Regions from separate parts of the Homo sapiens genome. Here region 2 is linked to region 1. A link is a loop called in an ENCODE intact Hi-C map of the cell type or tissue named here. Cell type or tissue: natural killer cell. All regions are shown on one strand. Each heading gives the region's core, and the rest is flanking DNA. Links, peaks and the distances in the headings are about the cores only. Region 1 overlaps EYA3 (EYA transcriptional coactivator and phosphatase 3). Region 2 holds the start of THEMIS2 (thymocyte selection associated family member 2).

Region 1 (8,451 bases), core at 78-8,077:
TTGAAATGAGGCAAAACTAGATTTCTAAGCTAGATATTATGTTCTTTCAAATATTATCAAAGAGCATGCTTATGTAACTTACTAGCTGTGAGAACCTGAGCAAGCTATATAACTACTAAGCCTCAATTGCATTACTGAAAATATTAGAAGACTGTTGTGAGGACTGTAGGTATTACAAATAAAGTGTCTAACAAGAGGGGCTAGAAAATAATAGGTGCATCATGAGTAGAAAGTTTTATTGCAAGGCCAGTGACAAGAAACAGCATAGAAACCATACCAATTTTGGTAGCACTATAGATGTTCTCAATAGGAAATATTTCTCCTAGTCCATATAGGAGAACCTTGGCCAGGGCTGGAACCAGCTGGGTGGTAGTGATCAGAACATTCACACAATTCTTTCTATAAGGGAGTAAAAGGGAAAAGAAAAGGTGAAACTAAACCAACCTGGGAGCAAGAATTCGTATGTGCCAACTCTTTAGAATTTAATTATTAAAAATTAACTTTAAAGGACCTGGTATTATACTGTTCAGAGCCAATGTTCAGCTACTACTCATTATTTCATGTTCATTTACTTTCTATATTAAAGGGCAGAGATTCTACTCATTTTTGTTATCTTAGTGGACACACAGCAACAACTTAGTTCTTGCCTTCTTTCCCCTCTGACCATTCTAGTCACAAGTACTTGATAAATACCACCAACCCATGTCACTGATAGCATATTTTAGAAAACAAACAACAAAAAGCTCTGAGCTGTACTCTTTCATCTGAATGCAAGTCAGTCCATAAATGAGATATGATTTGTGTTCGCTTTGCTCTTCACACAATAGCAACATAGATTCTAGAATACACATTAATTTTATATGTCCTTTACCTTCACCAGATATCCACTCCTTGGTGTCAGCTTTACTGTTTACTACGTTGTGGATCTGGAATTACTGCTTTGCGGGAGGGAGTAATAGGGTATTGGTGCAGACACAGACTGGTGCATTTATTTCCCAGTCTAAGCTTCACGTTGAAATCTCCTTAATCTGCTTAATGTACCCTTTTTCTTTTGAATCTTGCCTTCTTTAGTGGGTTTGGATACATTTCTTGGAGCTTCCTGTACCTAGGACATTGTAATAACATCTCCTCCATGTATTCTTTGACGTCACCAGGTCCAACTTATGGACAAGAGATTATGGGTTACTGAGTTTTAATTTCGTGAGCAAAAAGTAAGGAGAAAGAAAAAGGATTTCATATATAAATATTCTCTTAAAACTAGAAGTTGTGCTGTTAACATAAAATGACCTTGCTTCTCACCTAACACAAATACTTCCCTACATCATTTAAACTCCTCTCTACCCCTATCCCAAACCCTATTTTAGAGAATGGCTTATCCTGAACTGGAGTAGAAGAATATGTCGCTGAGAGGATGAGACCTAAAAGAACCATTTCCATACCTGGACTGGATGAGAAGTAAGGACTTTAATGCAGTTCCTAACCAGGAATCTGTTAAAACTTCAATTTCTGCTCTTAATCTCTGCAGTGCTTCCTTCCTCTGGGGACTGAGGAGACCTTTAGGAATAAAAGCAGACACATTTATCATTTGACAACATATATTTGCTGACAGTGAGAAAGCAACTTCTAAATTCAATTTAAAAAGTGTGAGTCACTGAAATATTCTACTGAGTATGTTTATATATATATATATACATATACGTATTTTTTTCCCATGAACACATGTGCTTTATTGAATTCCATTGTAGACAGGTGAATATAAACTGCTGTATATAGGGGTGGGGTCAAAAGGGCAGGACCAACAGCCCCAGGGTGCAGGGTCAGCAGTGGAGTACATGGGCTCTACTACTGGCCTTGGAGATCCTTTATCTTCTGAGAAATTGCTTGGAAGATTATCACTGAGCTAGTGGTGAAAAGCATGATGAGTGCAATGACCACAGGGATGTCGAGGAACAGGGTACAGATGTTCAAGCACTTGGTGGTGGAGGCACAGGCCTGCGCCCCGGTCACATCACCCACCATCTTCCTGTCCCTAGACTTCATGCAGTACACTAATGCTATGAAGCCCAGGAAGCACTAGTTTATGAAGAGCATTTTGAACAGGGTTTGGGCATGGAGGTCTCACTGCAGATGTGGATCACAGAGGACATCAAGGGAGCAGAGCTATGGGGTGCCCCTAGCATGGCAACCTCGTGTTTCTCCTTGAACATCTCCTAATTTGTCGGGAGGCCAGTGTTGGCGTGAGTGAACAAGGATTTGGAAGTGTGGTTCTTGGTGTCAAGATAAGACCAGTTGTCCTTTTTTTTTTTTTTTTTCTGAGATGGAGTCTTGCTCTGTCGCCCAGGCTGTAGTGTAGTGGTGCAATCTCAGCTTACTGCAACCTCCGCCTCCCAGGTTCAAGCAATTCTCTGCTTCAGCCTCCTGAGTAGCTGGGATTATAGGCAGCTGCCACCACACCCAGCTAATTTTTGTATTTTTAGTAGAGATGGGGTTTCATCATATTGGCCAGGCTGGTCTTGAACTCCTGATCTCATGATCCACCCACCTTGGCCTCCCAAACTGCTGGGATTACAGGTGTGAGCCACCGTGCCTGGCATTTTTTTTTTTTTTAATTTCTCTTCTTGGAGAAACCTTAGAGTAGTGCTACCCAGAATGCCATTTTTACTTTCTTTATCACAGTGTTTTGGGGATGTTCAGGCAAAGATAAATTTTTAGAAAAATCTTGTTACGGGGACACAATAACAACAATAAAATCAGCTGACAGAAATAATTTAGATTCTGGTGCAAGCTCCTTCTTTCATCACCAACCAATAGCATATCTTTTGCAGACTGGTTGACCACACTTTGAATTGCACTGCTTAGAACATGACATCAAGAACCAAAGTGCGAAAAATTAGTGTTACAGCTAGAAGAGTCCTTAGCATTTCTAATCTCTCTGTAAAGAAACGAAACCCAATGAAAAAAAGGGCCCTAAGATTACACAGTAAGTTTGCAGCTTTTGGTCTTAAGAAGTCTTTCCACTACTCCACAGAACTTCCATGGTGACTACTTGTCCACTTGCTTCAGAACATGTTGACATGAAATTCCAGGTTGAATGACTAATTCTCCATACTGTACTTCTGAAACAACTCCAACTGATAAGACACTAAAACACTACCCAAGACTAGATATCTAAGCACAAAAGAGAGCTCATATGATGGGAGCCTGCTCTCAGACACTTCAGTTAAAATATTCAAGCAGTAAATCTGGATCTGAATTTTCTACAGTGAAGGTTAAAAAAAAATCCTGTATTCTATTAGTAATACTCCATAAAAGCAGATGGCATTTTTGTGAGGAGGAGAACTGGAGTATAATTTGTTTTCAGATTGATGGTTCCACAATGTAAGCCTAGAATTAGATGACTCTTAACATTTTGGATAAAACAAAACGACAACAAAACCAGTACCTATATATGATATACTCAACTAATACATGATGTGGCGCTTTCATCAATTCATATTGTACAAAACATACAGCTGGCCATTAATTTTAATCTATTCTCCAAAGTAGGCTCAGAGGATTCTCACACAGGGTTACATCGCTTTGTTCAGGAAACCAGGTCCAGGCATTGGGCAGGGAAAAGATAAAGAGACTCAGGCTGTATATGAAAACTAACAAAAGAAAGGCTAATGTTTGTGAGAAAGAAAATGCAAAAAGATGTGGAGTTACCAAAATAAAAAATACTGGCTTTGAATCATGAGAAGAAATAAGCAACAAAAAGGGGAATCTGAAAAAAGTAAATTAGATTCCTGAAGTCTGGAAGCCCATGATTTTTATCTGGTATTAGAGAGCTGTAACTGAAATGAACCAAATTGATCTGTAAAGTCTTGTTCCTACTTTCTGCGCCATATTGTAAGGCAGCATAGTATAGTACAAGGGCTCTTGACCTTGAGTAAAATACCTCTAGGCCAGCAGTCCTCAACCTTTTCAGCACCAGGGACCAGTTTCGTAGAGGACAATTTTTCCATGGACCTGGGTGGGGGGCGAGAGGTTTCGAGATGAAATTGTTCCACCTCAGATCATCAGGCATTAGTTAGATTTTCATAAGGAACATGCAACTAGATCCCTTGCATGTGCAGTTCACAATAGGGTTTGTACTCCTATGAGAATCTAATGCCGCCACTGATCTGACAGGAAGTGGAGCTCAGGCAGTAATACTCACTTGCCGGCCTGCTCACTTCCTGCTATGTGGCTGTGCTGCCTGGTTGCTAACAGGCCGCTGACTGGTATCAGTCTGAGGCCCGGGAATTGGGGACCCCTGCTCTAGGCAGGCTATGTAATCCCTGAATCTTTGAGCAACATTTTGTATGTATTTGTATCTTTGATGGTGATGGTTTACAGTTTTAAATATTTTCTCAAAAGAGTACCTCACTATAAAAGGAGCTGCATGAAAGTGCACTGGACCAAAAAGTTAGGGAATGTGAATTTCAAACATGGTATGGTTACAAATTTGCAATGTGACCATGAATAAGCTGCCCCCACTACCCCTATGATGGACATCACTTTTCTCAACTGTAAAATGAGGAATTCAGATTAGACTTCTGTCTCTTTTAATTCAAACAATCTATGATTAATTAATTCTAAATAATAGAATTTTAGGCTTAGTGGCATCTGGCATTTGAAATATTTCTGGTCAGAAAGAATTTCCAAGATTCTTTAAATCACAACACATTGATACTACCAACCTACAATCCTGGACCTAGATTTCTGTCCACGAAAAGTTACTAGCTAGTTCTACTTAACTTGTCCTGATAGTTATATAAACCAGCCAAAAAAAAAAATGTGGCACCCTATTAACTAGCGTTGACAGCAGTTGTGATACATGTCATCAAACATAATCTACAGAACATGTTTCCTTTAAAAAGGCATTTGTCCAAAGACAACAAGAGAACTTTCCAAAATTATGCTTAGAGAAGCCCGTTAGAAATATAGAGCTTCCTCCCAAAAGGTTTCAACCAAACCTCTATTTTTTTAAATACAGAGTTTAACATATAACTGTGGCATAATTTATAAGCAGTTGTCATGGGGAATCTAAGGAATCCCTGGAAAGAAAAGGAGGAAACCAGGAAGAAACAGAGAATCAGACTGGTTATATGCCACACTTACCACCCACGTTGCTTTTATGCTTATCATAGATTTCTCTCACTTTCCGGTAGCGGAAAGCTAGTTTCCTCATCCAGTCCACACCTCCCTGAACACCCACAGATGAACCATGGCTGCCACTACCTCCTGAGCCACTGAAACCATCTGTTGAGAAACTGTAGTTGCTGCAAGGAGAGAAGATAATAAAAATTAAAATTTATACAGCATAAAGTTTTTGTTTGAGTGCTATTTGGTTGGGTTCTTGGTATCTGATAAATAAGGCCAATGGCTTTAAGGATCTTCTTCCTTAATCTCTGTATGTCAGAGTCTATCTTTCATTAGTTCTCTATCTCACACTTATTACTTCTATCAAAGAAAGGACTGAAATGAGAGAGGGAATGAAAGGTAGAAACAATTCAAGCACCAGCATTCCTTAGAGGTTGACTTGGGATAAGGCATCTTTTTCACTAATGACAGAAAATAACCACACAGTGAAAAAAGCAGAATATAAAATTTTGTGAGTACACTTACACACACAGTGATTGCAACTATGTAAAAAGGAGAAACATGAAAAAATAATGAAAGGAAATAGGCTAAAATGCTAACAATGGTAAGATAATGGCAGATATTTCCTTAAGTGATCTGCTGGCTGGTTTATGTTCATAGGTCACTGTGGTAGCTTCAAAATATATCTACAAATTCTTTGATATTCCTCTCTTCTAATTCTGCTCCCCTTGGGTATGGACTATACTTAAAATATAAATAGAAAGTGATAAAACTGATAGTGTTAGGCTTCAGAGACTAGGCTTCTTCTGCTCTCTCTTGGAGCACTTGCTCTGGAAGAAGCCAGCTGTCACGTGAGAACATTCAAGCAGCCCCATGGAGAGGTATGTGTAATGAGGAACTAAAGCCTTCTGTCATCAGCCACATGTCAGAGATTGGAAGCACATTCTCCAGCTCCAGTTAAGCTTTCAGATGATTAGAGCTCTAGCCAACATCTTGATTTCAACCCCAGAAACTCTAATTGAGAACTACCTCTGGGGCTGAATGCAGTGGCTCATGCCTATAATCCCAGCACTTTGGGAGGCCGAGGCGGGTGGATCTCCTGAGGTCCCGCCTCGGCCAACATGGTGAAACCCTGTCTTTACAAAAAATACAAAAATTAGCTGGGTGTGGTGGCGCATGCCTGTAGTCCCAGCTACTCGGGAGACTGAGGAAGGAGAATCGCTTGAGATTGGAAGGCAGAGGTTGCAATGAGCCAAGATCACGCCACTGCACTTCAGCTTGCGGGGGGAAAAGAACTACCCCTGGCCAGGTGCAGTGGCTGGTGCCTGTAATTCCAACTATTTGGGAGGCTGAAATGGGAGGATTGCTTGAGGCCAGGAGTTTGAGACCAGCCTGGGCAACATAGCAAGATCCCATCTCTAAGAAAAAAATTTTTTAATTAGTCAGGTATGGTGGTGTGTACCTGTTATCCTAGCTACTTACGAGGCTGAAGTGAGAGGACCACTTGAGCCCAGGAGGCTATTGGGAACTATGATTGCACCATTGCACCTTAGCCTGGGCAACAGAGCAGGCCCCGTCTCTTTGGAAAAAAAAAAAAAAGGAACCACTTCTGTACACTTAAAAAATGATAAAGATGGTAAATTCTATATGTATATGTATATTTTACCTTGACAAAATAAAATTTGTAACAGTGAAAAAATAAATTAACAATAGATTTTCTAGATTTAAAATCCTTTAAGTAGGCTGGGTGTGGTGGCTCATGTCTATAATCCCAGCACTTTGGGAGGCCAATGAGGGGGGATCACTTGGGTCCAGGAGTTCGAGACCAGCCTGGGCAACACAGGGAGACCCCCATCTCTAAAAAAAAAAAAAATGGAAATATTAGCTGGGTATGGTGGCATGCGCCTGTGGGCCCAGCTACTCAGAAGGCTGGGGTGGGAGGATCATTTAAGCCTGGGAGGGTGAAGCTACAGCAAGCCATATATGATCACAACACTGCACTCCAGCCTGGGTGCCAGAGCGAGACCCTATCTTAAAAGGAAAAAAAAAAAAAAAAAAAAGACAATGAGTACAAGCTGGGTGTAGTTGCTCACACCTGTAATCCCAGCACTTTGAGGGGCTGAGGTGGGTAGATTGCTTAAGCTCAGGAGTTCGAGACAAGTGTGGGCAACATGGCACTCTTGCCTCTACTAAAAATACAAAAAATTAGCCAGGAGTGGTGGCATGCGCCTATGGTCCTAGCTATTTTGGGGGCTGGGGTGGGAGGATTGCTTGAGGGAGGCCAGGGACAGGGGTTACAATGAGCCGAGATGGTGCCATTGCACTCCAGCCAAAAATAAAAAATAAAAATGAACAAAGAAATTGAGTAAATATTAATAAAATGAATAAATTAAAATAAAATAAAAAATATTAAGTATTTCTTAAAAAGAAAAACTAGCTAGGTCACTTTTAAGTTCCTCACCTACAGAAGCTGTGAGAGGATAAATGTTTCATTATTTGTTTGTTTTTTAAGACGGAGTCTCACTCTGTCACCCAGGTTGGAGTGCAGGGGCGTGATCTCGGCTCACTACAACTTCTGCCTCCCGGTTTCAAGCAATTCTCCTGCCTCAGCCTCCCAAGTAGCTGGGACTACAGGCGCATGCCACCACGCCTGGCTAATTTTTGTATTTTTAGTAGAGACGGGGTTTCGCCATGTTAGCCAGGCTAGTCTCGAACTCCTGACCTCAAGTGATTGGCCCGCACTGGCCTCCTGAAGTGCTGGGATTACAGGCGTAAGCCACTGCATCTGGCCATTTAACTGTTTTAAGGTACTAAACTCTGGAGTAATTTGTTGCATAGCAACAGATAATACAATTATACAAACTAGGAAGGATTAATATTTCATAAGTAAAGATCTAAAAATGACTGAACAACTTGGTTCAATCAAAAGTTAAAATAGATCCCAATATGCTAAGAGTGAGATTCTGTGCTTAAGAAAATATAGCTGCTAAGACATGATAAGTAATTACTGGTTAGCCACACGTATAAGAGGAAAAAAAACAACTGGGGTTCAGAGCAGAATATAAACTCTTCAGACCAGACTTTTCCCTGAAAAGAACAGTAAAGTGTCATAAGAATTGTGCCCTCCATGACCATGTGACACCACAACATGTACAACTGGATGCTGTACCTGAAAGTGAAACCTTCCAATATTCTCAGCTCTACCTGACTAGGTCCTTATTAAGGTGGTATGTCCAGTTCTACTCCGTATTTGAGAACTGGTGGATAGAACACTGAATTTTGGGGTAGTTACTGGGAAGAACATTTTACTTATAAAAAGGGATAAAC
Region 2 (8,451 bases), core at 229-8,228, 120 kb before region 1:
AGCGGATCACCTGAGGTCAGGAGTTCAAGACCAGCCTGACCAACATGGAGAAACCCCGTCTCTACTAGAAATACAAAATTAGCCAGGTGTGGTGGTGCATGCCTGTAATCCCAGCTACTCGGGAGGCTGAGGCAGTAGAATTGCTTGAATCCGGGAGGCGGAGGTGGTGGTGAGCGGAGATAGTACCACTGCACTCCAGCCTGGGCAACAACAGTAAAACTCCGTCTCCAAAAAAAAAAAAAAGGACTGCAAAACCATGGAACCAATGCTTCCAAATTTGCGGGGAACATTGTTTCAACCGGGAACTCAATACCAGCCAGACCACTGCTGAAGAATAAACAATGCTACACTTTGGGTTTAGGGTTAGAAGCAGTCTTTAAAAAAAAATGTGGTAAAATACACGTAACATAAAATTAACCATCTTGGCCGGGTGTGGTGGTTCACCCCTGTAATCCCAGCACTTTGGGAGGCCGAGGCAGGCAGATCACCTGAGGTTAGGAATTCAAGACCAGCCTGGCCAACATGGCAAGACCCCGTCTCTACTAGAAATACACAAAGTAGCTGGGCATAGTGGCGGGTACCTGTAATCCCAGCTACTCAGGTGGCTGAGGCAGGAGGATTGCTTGAACACGGGAGGCAGAGGTAGCAGTGAGCCGAGATCGCATCACTGCACTCCAGCCTGGGTGACAGAGCAAGACTGTCTCAAAAAAAAAAAAATTGCCATCTTAACAGTTAAAAAAAAATTCATGACACAGTCCTCAGGAGACCTTGAGAAATGTGCCCTTAATCTTTTTTTTTTTTTTTTTTTTTTGAGACGGAGTCTCGCTCTGTTGCCCAGACTGGAGTGCAGTGGCTTGATCTTGGCTCACTGCAAGCTCCGCCCCCCGGGCTCATGCCGTTCTCCTGCCTCAGCCTCCCGAGTAGCTGGGACTACAGGCGCCCGCCACCATGCCCAGCTAATTTTTTTGTATTTTTAGTAGAGATGGGGTTTCATGTGTTAGCCAGGATGGTCTCGATCTCCTGACCTCGTGATCCCCCTGCCTCGGCCTCCCAAAGTGCTGGGATTACAGGTTTGAGCCACCGCGCCTGGCCCTTAATCATTTTTAAGTGTATAATTCAGTCGTGTTAAGTATGTTCACATTGTGCAAACAACCAATCTCTAGGACATTTGCATCTTGCAAAACTGAAACTCTTCACCCATTAAACAACAACTCCCAAATTCCCCGTTCCCCCAGTGGCTGGGGAAAAGCCACCCTTTGACTTTCTTCTTTTTTTGTTTTGCTGAGACGGAGTTTTGCTCTGTCGCCTGGGCTGGAGTGAAGTGGCTTGATCTCAGCCCACTGCGACCTCTGCCTCCCAGGTTCAAGAGATTCTCCTGCCTCAGCCTCCCAAGTAGCTGAGATTACAGGCACCCGCTACCATGCCCAGCTAATTTTTGTATTTTTAGTAGAGACCGGGTTTCACCATGTTGACCAGGCTGGTCTTGAACCCCTGACCTCAGGTGATCCACCCGCCTCAGCCTCCCAAAGTGTTGAGATTACAGGCGTGAGCCACTGCACCAGGCCTCCCTTTGACTTTCTATGAATTTCACGACTCTAGGTTCCTCATCTGAGTGGAATCATACAGTGTTTGTCGTTTCGTGATGGGCCTATTTCACTGAGCGTAATGTCCAGAAGTTTCCTCCATATTGTGGCGTGTGTCATAGTTTTATACCTTTTTAAGGCTGAATAATATTCATTGTATGGGCCGGGCATGGTGGTTCATGCCTGTAATCCCAGCACTTTGGGAGGTTGAGGCTGGAGGATTGTTGGAGCCCAGGAGTTCAAGACCAGCCTGGGCAACATAGCAAAATTCCTTCTCTATAAAAAAAGGTTTAAAAATTAGCTGGGCATGGGCCGGGCATGGTGGCTCATGCCTGTAATCCCAGCACTTTGGGAGGCCGCAGTGGGTGGATCACGAGGTCAGGAGATCGAGACCATCCTGGCTAACACGGTGAAACCCCATCTCTACTAAAAAACACAAAAAATTAGCCGGGCGTGGTGACAGGCGCCTGTAGTCCCAGCTACTCAGGAGGCTGAGGCAGGAGAATGGCGTGAACCCAGGAGGCAGAGCTTGCAGTGAGCCGAGATCGCGCCACTGCACTCCAGCCTGGGCGACAGAGTGAGACTCTGTCTCAAATTAAAAAAAAAAAAAAAAAAAATTAGCTGGGCATGGTGGCATGCACCAGGCTTAGGTGGGAGGATTGCTTAAGCCTGGGAGGTTGAGGCTGCAGTGAGCCGTGATTGCACTACTGCACTCCAGCCTGGGTGACAGTGTTGCTGGATTTATAAGGAATCAGAGAGATCTATGGGGTTCAGGAGGATATTTGTTAATTATTTAGGTGCACCGGCCCAGTCAGATTAACATGCAAAGGACTGAGCCTTGAACAAAGAGTTAAGTTACCTTTTAAGCATTTCGTGGGGCGGGGGGAGAACTGTGCAGGCGGAAGCATACTACAGAAGCGAGAAACAAAGGCAGTTATTTAATCAATTGAGACACGTATTACATCATTTCTTATTTTTCAAGGAAAAACACGTTTTGTGACTTGAGTTTATCTGCCTAGTGACCTTGCAGCTGCACATCTAGAGAAACAGGGTTGTCACAATGTCTGGGAAAGGGACAGATAAGACTCACTAGCCACAGAAACACAGGCAGTTAATTTTTAAAGGACTCCAGCTCTTTCTCTTCCTCGGGGGAACTGGGTTTTCTTACATACAACTGAGTTTCTGCTTACACACTCCTTAATTTCTTTTAATTAAGGGTTTTGCGCTGGTGTGGTGGCTCATGCCTGTAATCCAAGCACTTTGGGAGGCCGAGGCGGGTGGATCACCTGAGGTTGGAAGTTCAAGACCAGCCTGACCAACACAGAGAAACCCCATCTCTACTAAAAATACAGAATTAGCCAGGCATGGTGGCTCATGCCTGTAATCCCAGCTACTCGGGAGGCTGAGGCAGGAAAATTGCTTGAACCTGGGAGGCGGAGGTTGCAGTGAGCCAAGATCGCACCATTGCACTCCAGCCTGGGCAACAAGAGTGAAACTCCATCTCGAAAAAAAAGAAAACAAAAGAAAAAAGCCAAGAGGGGAGTCGAACTAATTTTCCACCACACAGGAGCATGAGCCAGCCCTCTGAGGCTTTACAAGCAGACACGCCTGCCTCCTTAAAGATATGCTGAGCATTGGCCGGGTGCAGTGGCTTACGCCTGTAATCCCAGCATTTTGGGAGGCCGAGGCAGGTGGATCACCTGAGGTCAGGAGTTCGAGACCAGCCTTCCCAACATGGCGAAACCCTGTCTCTAGTAAAAATACAAAAAAATTAGCTGGGCGTGGTGGGCACGTCTGTAATCCCAGCTACTCGAGAGGCTGAGGCAGAAGAATCACTTGAACCCAGGAGGCGGAGGTTGCAGTGAGCCAAGATCACACCAGTGCACTCCAGCCTGGGTGACAAGAGCGAGACTCCATCTCAAAAAAAAAAAAAAAAAGATATGCTGAGCATCTTTTCCCGAAAGTGACCTATTTTACTCCTGTGAAAACCTGCACTGGGGGGAGAACCCCTCCCCCATGATCTCCACAGTTGTCTCAGAGGGGCCATGCAGGGTCTGTTCATGTTGTTTTTGTTAATATGAAAGTAATTCAAGGGCAGAGGGGGCAAAATAGCCAGACCCTGTCTCTAAAAAACATTTAAAAATTAAAAATAAGACAAGGCTCCAGACTGGAAGAAAAAAATTTCTTTTAAGTACTCAAACTGTGTTCTGGAAAATCCAGAAAACAGTTACAAGACAAGACATGCCCTTTTGCCACCGTCGCGCCTGGGAACTGTGAGCATTTCTGCAGGAGACCTGTGGGCTGCTGTGGTGCCGTCTTTGTATTGTGGTCATTGCGGAAGGGCGCCATGAAGCCATTGGGCCAGCTGGTGGATCTTGCTCTCCCAGTGAGGGAGCAACTCGAGGACAACTTCGGGACCCACAGGCCAGGCGTGTATCTGCTCTGGTGGGCAGCCTGGGTGCCTGGAGTATCACTGAGTGGCAAACTGCTTGGCAGCATCACACGGTAGGGACACTGGTAACTTCCAGCCAGCATGCGGAGGGCTTCCAGCCCTTCTGCAGGCTCAGGGATGTGCTGGGCCTCCATCCCTCGCCCTCAGAGCACAGGCATTCTCCCTGTCCCTGCCACACTGCCCTTGACCCTGCTGGCTGCTGGGATGTTTCCCACCGCTTTGGGTGAGTGGGCCACGCCGGTGGGTGTTGAAGTGGATGGCAGGACACCTTAACAACCGCTGCCCAGTGCTGTGTCAGTGTTAGGCCCTTACCTTCCTCTACAGTGGGAGGAAACACGGGAGGAGAGGGAGGACCCCACATCCTGCCTGGCAAGTTGCTGAAAAACACCAAGTCACGTGACACATCATATACCGGAGTGTGTGGTGCCACACAGCAGGCACGGGTCTGACCCCATCCTGTCACCCTGCCGCTGTGGCCAGCTGCCTCCTGCACTGTCCAAAGGAGGTCCTGAGCCATCCACCTTCAGAGTCCAAAAGCTGACAGAGATGGGTTGATGAAATGAGGAACTTCTGTTCCCGGTGGCTGGAGGCATCCTCCTCACAGCTGGTGGGGGCGGGGGGACTTCCTTTCTGCCCCTGTCCTACTGTGGGAATCTGAGCTTCTTTCTCTGCCCCATTCAGCTCTTGAGGAGCCAAGGACAGATCCCCAGGCTGGTGCTCCCAACCTGGGGAAGTGAAAAGGGCTTGGGCCGTGACCACCTGCAGGTTCGGTTCAGATTTTAGTTCCTCCATTACACGGGCAACCGCAAGGAAGTCAGGTTCCCATTGAGTGTCTTATTTCCTCAAATAGAATGCAGAGTGTTGGGAGAAATAAAGAAGATGAGAACTCTTGTCAGAGGCACAGGAGGTCTTGGGAAAGAACAATATCATGTAATGATTGTAGATATGGGGTACTGGGCATGTCCCCATGTGCCTGGGTTACACTAACATTTTTACCAACACCTGTCTCCTGCCAGCCTTGGTTGTAAAGAGGGAGAGGAGACTGAGACTCAGAGAGGGTATGGGACTTGCCCAAGGTCACACAGCTAAGAAGTAGTGGAGCCAGGGTTTGAGCCCAGCTCTGTCTATCTCCAAAGCCCATCCTCTACTGAAATTCTAGACATAACTGGGCTGAGCAGAAATCCAGCAAACTTCCACAATCTGCTTAAGCACCTGGGAAAGAAGTGAAGAACGGTCATTTTCTCTGGCCTGCAGGAGGAGCCTAGCAGAGCCGGGTTAAAATCCCAGTGTCTCCACTTGGCATAACCTTAGGCAAGACCCTTCACTTTTGTGAAGCCTGACCCAGGAGGTTGGGGGCTACAGTGAGCTGTGTGTGCAGCACTGCACTCCAGCCTGGGTGACAGAATGAGACCGCCCACCCCTCTCAAAAAAAAAAAAAAAAAAAAAAAAACTAGAAAGAAACACAACAAAATATTAGTAGTTAGTGTAAGTATTTTGGGTGGTGGGTAAAGAATGCCTGCTTTTTATTAATCAAATGTTCTTTAGTTAGAATTTATTCATTGTATTTTAAACTTCTGTTATTATCTTTGATTAAAAGTCTTTTGTTACTTTTATAGTGACAAAAAAACTAAATATGGCATTTTGCACAATACCTATATCATCTTATTCAATCCTCACAATCTGCTGAGATATAATTCTTTCTCCTATTTTATTATTTTTTTATTTTTTTAGAGACAGGTTCTCACTCTGTTGCCTAGGCTGGGGCTGGAGTGCAGTGGCATGATCATAGCTCACTGCAGTCTCGACCTCCCAGGCTCAAGCCACCCTCCTGCCTCAGTCTCCTGAGTAGCTGAGAGTGCAGGTGCATGCCACCATGCCTGGATATTTTATTTATTTACTTATTTATTTATTTATTTTTGAGATGGAGTCTTGCTCTGTTACCCAGGCTGGAGTAAAGTGGCGTGATCTCGGCTCACTGCAACCTCTGCCCCCCCGGGTTCAAGCGATTCTCCTGCCTCAGCCTCCCGAGTAGCTGGGATTACAGGCACGCACCACCACACCCAGCTAATTTTTTTTTTTTTTTGAGACAGAGTTTTGCTCTTGTTACCCAAGCTGGAGTGTAATGATGCAATTTCGGCTCACTGCAAACTCCACATCCCGGGTTCAAGCGATTCTCCTGCCTCAGCCTCCTGAGTAGATAGGATTACAGGCACGTGCCACCACGCCCAGCTACTTTTGTATTTTTAGTAGAGCCGGGGTTTCTCCCTGTTGGTCAGGCTGGTCTCGAACTCCTGACCTCAGGTGATCTGTCCAACTTGGCCTCCCAAAGTACTGGGATTACAGGCGTGAGTCATTGTGCCCAGTAATTTTTTTGTATTTTTAGTAGAGACAGGGTTTTGCCATATTGGCCAGGCTGGTCTTGAACTCCTGACTTCAGGAGATCTGCCCGCCTCACCCTCCCAAAGTGCTAGGATTATAGGCGTGAGCCACCGCGCCTGGCCTTATTTTATTTTATTCTTTTTTTTAAGAGACAGGGTCTTGCTAGTTTGCCCAGGGTGGTCTAGGACTCCTGGTCTCAAGTGATCCTCCTGCCTCAGTCTCCCAAAGTGCTGGGATTACAGGCCACACCCAGCCTCTTCTCCCTGTTTTTTTGTTTTTGTTTTTGTTTTTTGAGACGGAGTTTTGCTCTTGTTGCCCAAGCTGGAGTGCAATGGTACAATCTCGGCTCACTGCAACCTCTGCCTCCCAGGTTCAAGCGATTCTCCTGCCTCAGCCTCCCGAGTAGCTGGGATTAGAGGTGTGTGCCACCACGTCTGGCTAGGTTTTTTTGTATTTTTAGTAGAAACGGGTTTTCACCATGTTAGTCTGGTCTCAAACTCCTGACCTCAGGTGATCCACCCGCCTCGGCCTCCCAAAGTGCTGGGATTATAGGCGTGAGCCATTGCGCCCGGCCCTCTTCTCCCTGTTTTAGAGAGTAAGAAACTGAGGTTCACACAATCAAAGTGATTTGCCTAACGTCATACAACGAGCAAGAGGAGACCTGGGATTTGAACCTATGTTGGTCTGACTCCTGAGGGACAGGGAAATGGAAAAGGCTTATCCCGAGCCTGTGGGGTCAGGATAAGTGGTTGGTCCGGCTTCTAAGCAGATTTCTCTTTAGCCTTAGGAAGAATTTTTAACTAGAATTGGTGAGGCCCGGCGTGGTGGCTCACAGGTGGATCACACCTGTGATCCCAGCACTTTGGGAGGCCGAGGTGGGAGGATCACTTGAGTCCAGGAGTTCGAGGCCAACGTAGACAATAATTATCGAAAGAGTATGGGAGTTCTGGAGAGGTAATGAGATCCCCTTCACCAGGAGGTTTCCGATAGAGGACCATGGAGTGTCCTGGAGGGACATTCGGGAGCCCTGACACTACATCTCCCTCCTCAAACCCAAAGGGCAGAGGCATGTCCCTCCTATGAGACGCAGAACAAGTCGGGCCGCGTCCCCTTTTTCTAACTGGGAGCACTGCTGAGGGGGCGTCTGGGACTTCTTCATCTTCATCATCGCCCCTTCCCCATAGGGTACTGCAGGGGGCGGGGGGCGGGGCTTCGGCGGGGCGGGGCTGCAGGGCTCCCGCGGGCTGGCGGGGCGGCTTCGGCGTGCGGGGCGGGGCATCGGCGGGGCGGGGCTGCAGGGCTCCCGGGGACCGCCCGCCCGCCCCTCAGTCTGAGCCCAGAGAGCCGCGGGGACCATGGAGCCGGTGCCGCTGCAGGACTTCGTGCGCGCCTTGGACCCCGCCTCCCTCCCGCGCGTGCTGCGGGTCTGCTCGGGGGTCTACTTCGAGGGTGAGCGGGGGCTGGAACCCCTCCGAGCACTCCCTTGGTGTGGGGCGGGGGCAGAGACCCGGAGAAGACGTTAGCAATCCGGGGAAACTGCCCCTGGGTTCAAATCCCGACACTGCCACTGGCCAAGCTGTGTGATTTGGGGCCGCACTCAACCTCTTTGGACCTCGGCTTTTGCTTTCGTGGAACGGGGACCGCTGACCTGCCCCGCAGGGTAGTGATGAAAAGTCAGTGGGTTGAGGCGCGGGAGGTGGATGCAGCCGGGCCACTCCTAGGTGGCCCCGCGGTGCGCATGGGACAGAGCTCCGACCGCGCCGGGACGCAGCATTAGGCCGCTGGTGGTCGTGGCTGCGTCTTGATTCTGAAGTGCAGGGTCAGTCTTCCCGTCTGTGTCCTCCCACTCCTCCCCCGGCCCTCCTCTACACTGCCTTCCTTCAGTCCCTGCGTCCACCTTGGCCTTCTGTTTGACCATGGGCAGTACTTGATTTGATCAGCTCTTCAGTTCTCAGCTTAAATGGCGCTTCCTCCCGGAAGCCTTCCTGGCTCTCTGCTCCTTGCACGCCCCCGTACATCTGCCGTCTGCCCGCAGCG

Evidence for each region. Peaks named below come from ENCODE experiments on the same cell type or tissue, not always from the same donor. Only the 100,000 strongest peaks of a DNase experiment are listed, where the experiment ranks them.
Region 2: it touches region 1 in a loop (3-fold over the local background); 4 of 110 quality-filtered maps call a loop at or near these places.

Annotation. Positions count from the first base shown.
Region 1 is chr1:27,988,258-27,996,708 of GRCh38, forward strand. It overlaps EYA3 (EYA transcriptional coactivator and phosphatase 3), which reads right to left. Exons shown (of 18, transcript NM_001990.4): 14 at 5,143-5,303; 15 at 1,440-1,554; 16 at 278-399. Among named protein-coding and RNA genes, the nearest start is that of XKR8, 33 kb to the left of the region's middle. In natural killer cell, for the core only: no CTCF peak of the experiment used is centred there; DNase peaks (open chromatin) are centred at 2,854, 4,224 and 5,194; H3K27ac peaks cover 4,594 bases.
Region 2 is chr1:27,864,803-27,873,253 of GRCh38, forward strand. THEMIS2 (thymocyte selection associated family member 2) reads left to right here and starts at 7,742. Exons shown (of 6, transcript NM_001105556.3): 1 at 7,742-7,863. The coding sequence starts at 7,770. RefSeq lists a cis regulatory region at 2,311-2,832, an enhancer at 4,867-4,916 and a silencer at 7,590-7,859. In natural killer cell, for the core only: no CTCF peak of the experiment used is centred there; DNase peaks (open chromatin) are centred at 3,929, 4,429, 7,709 and 8,049; H3K4me3 peaks cover 1,315 bases; H3K27ac peaks cover 2,581 bases.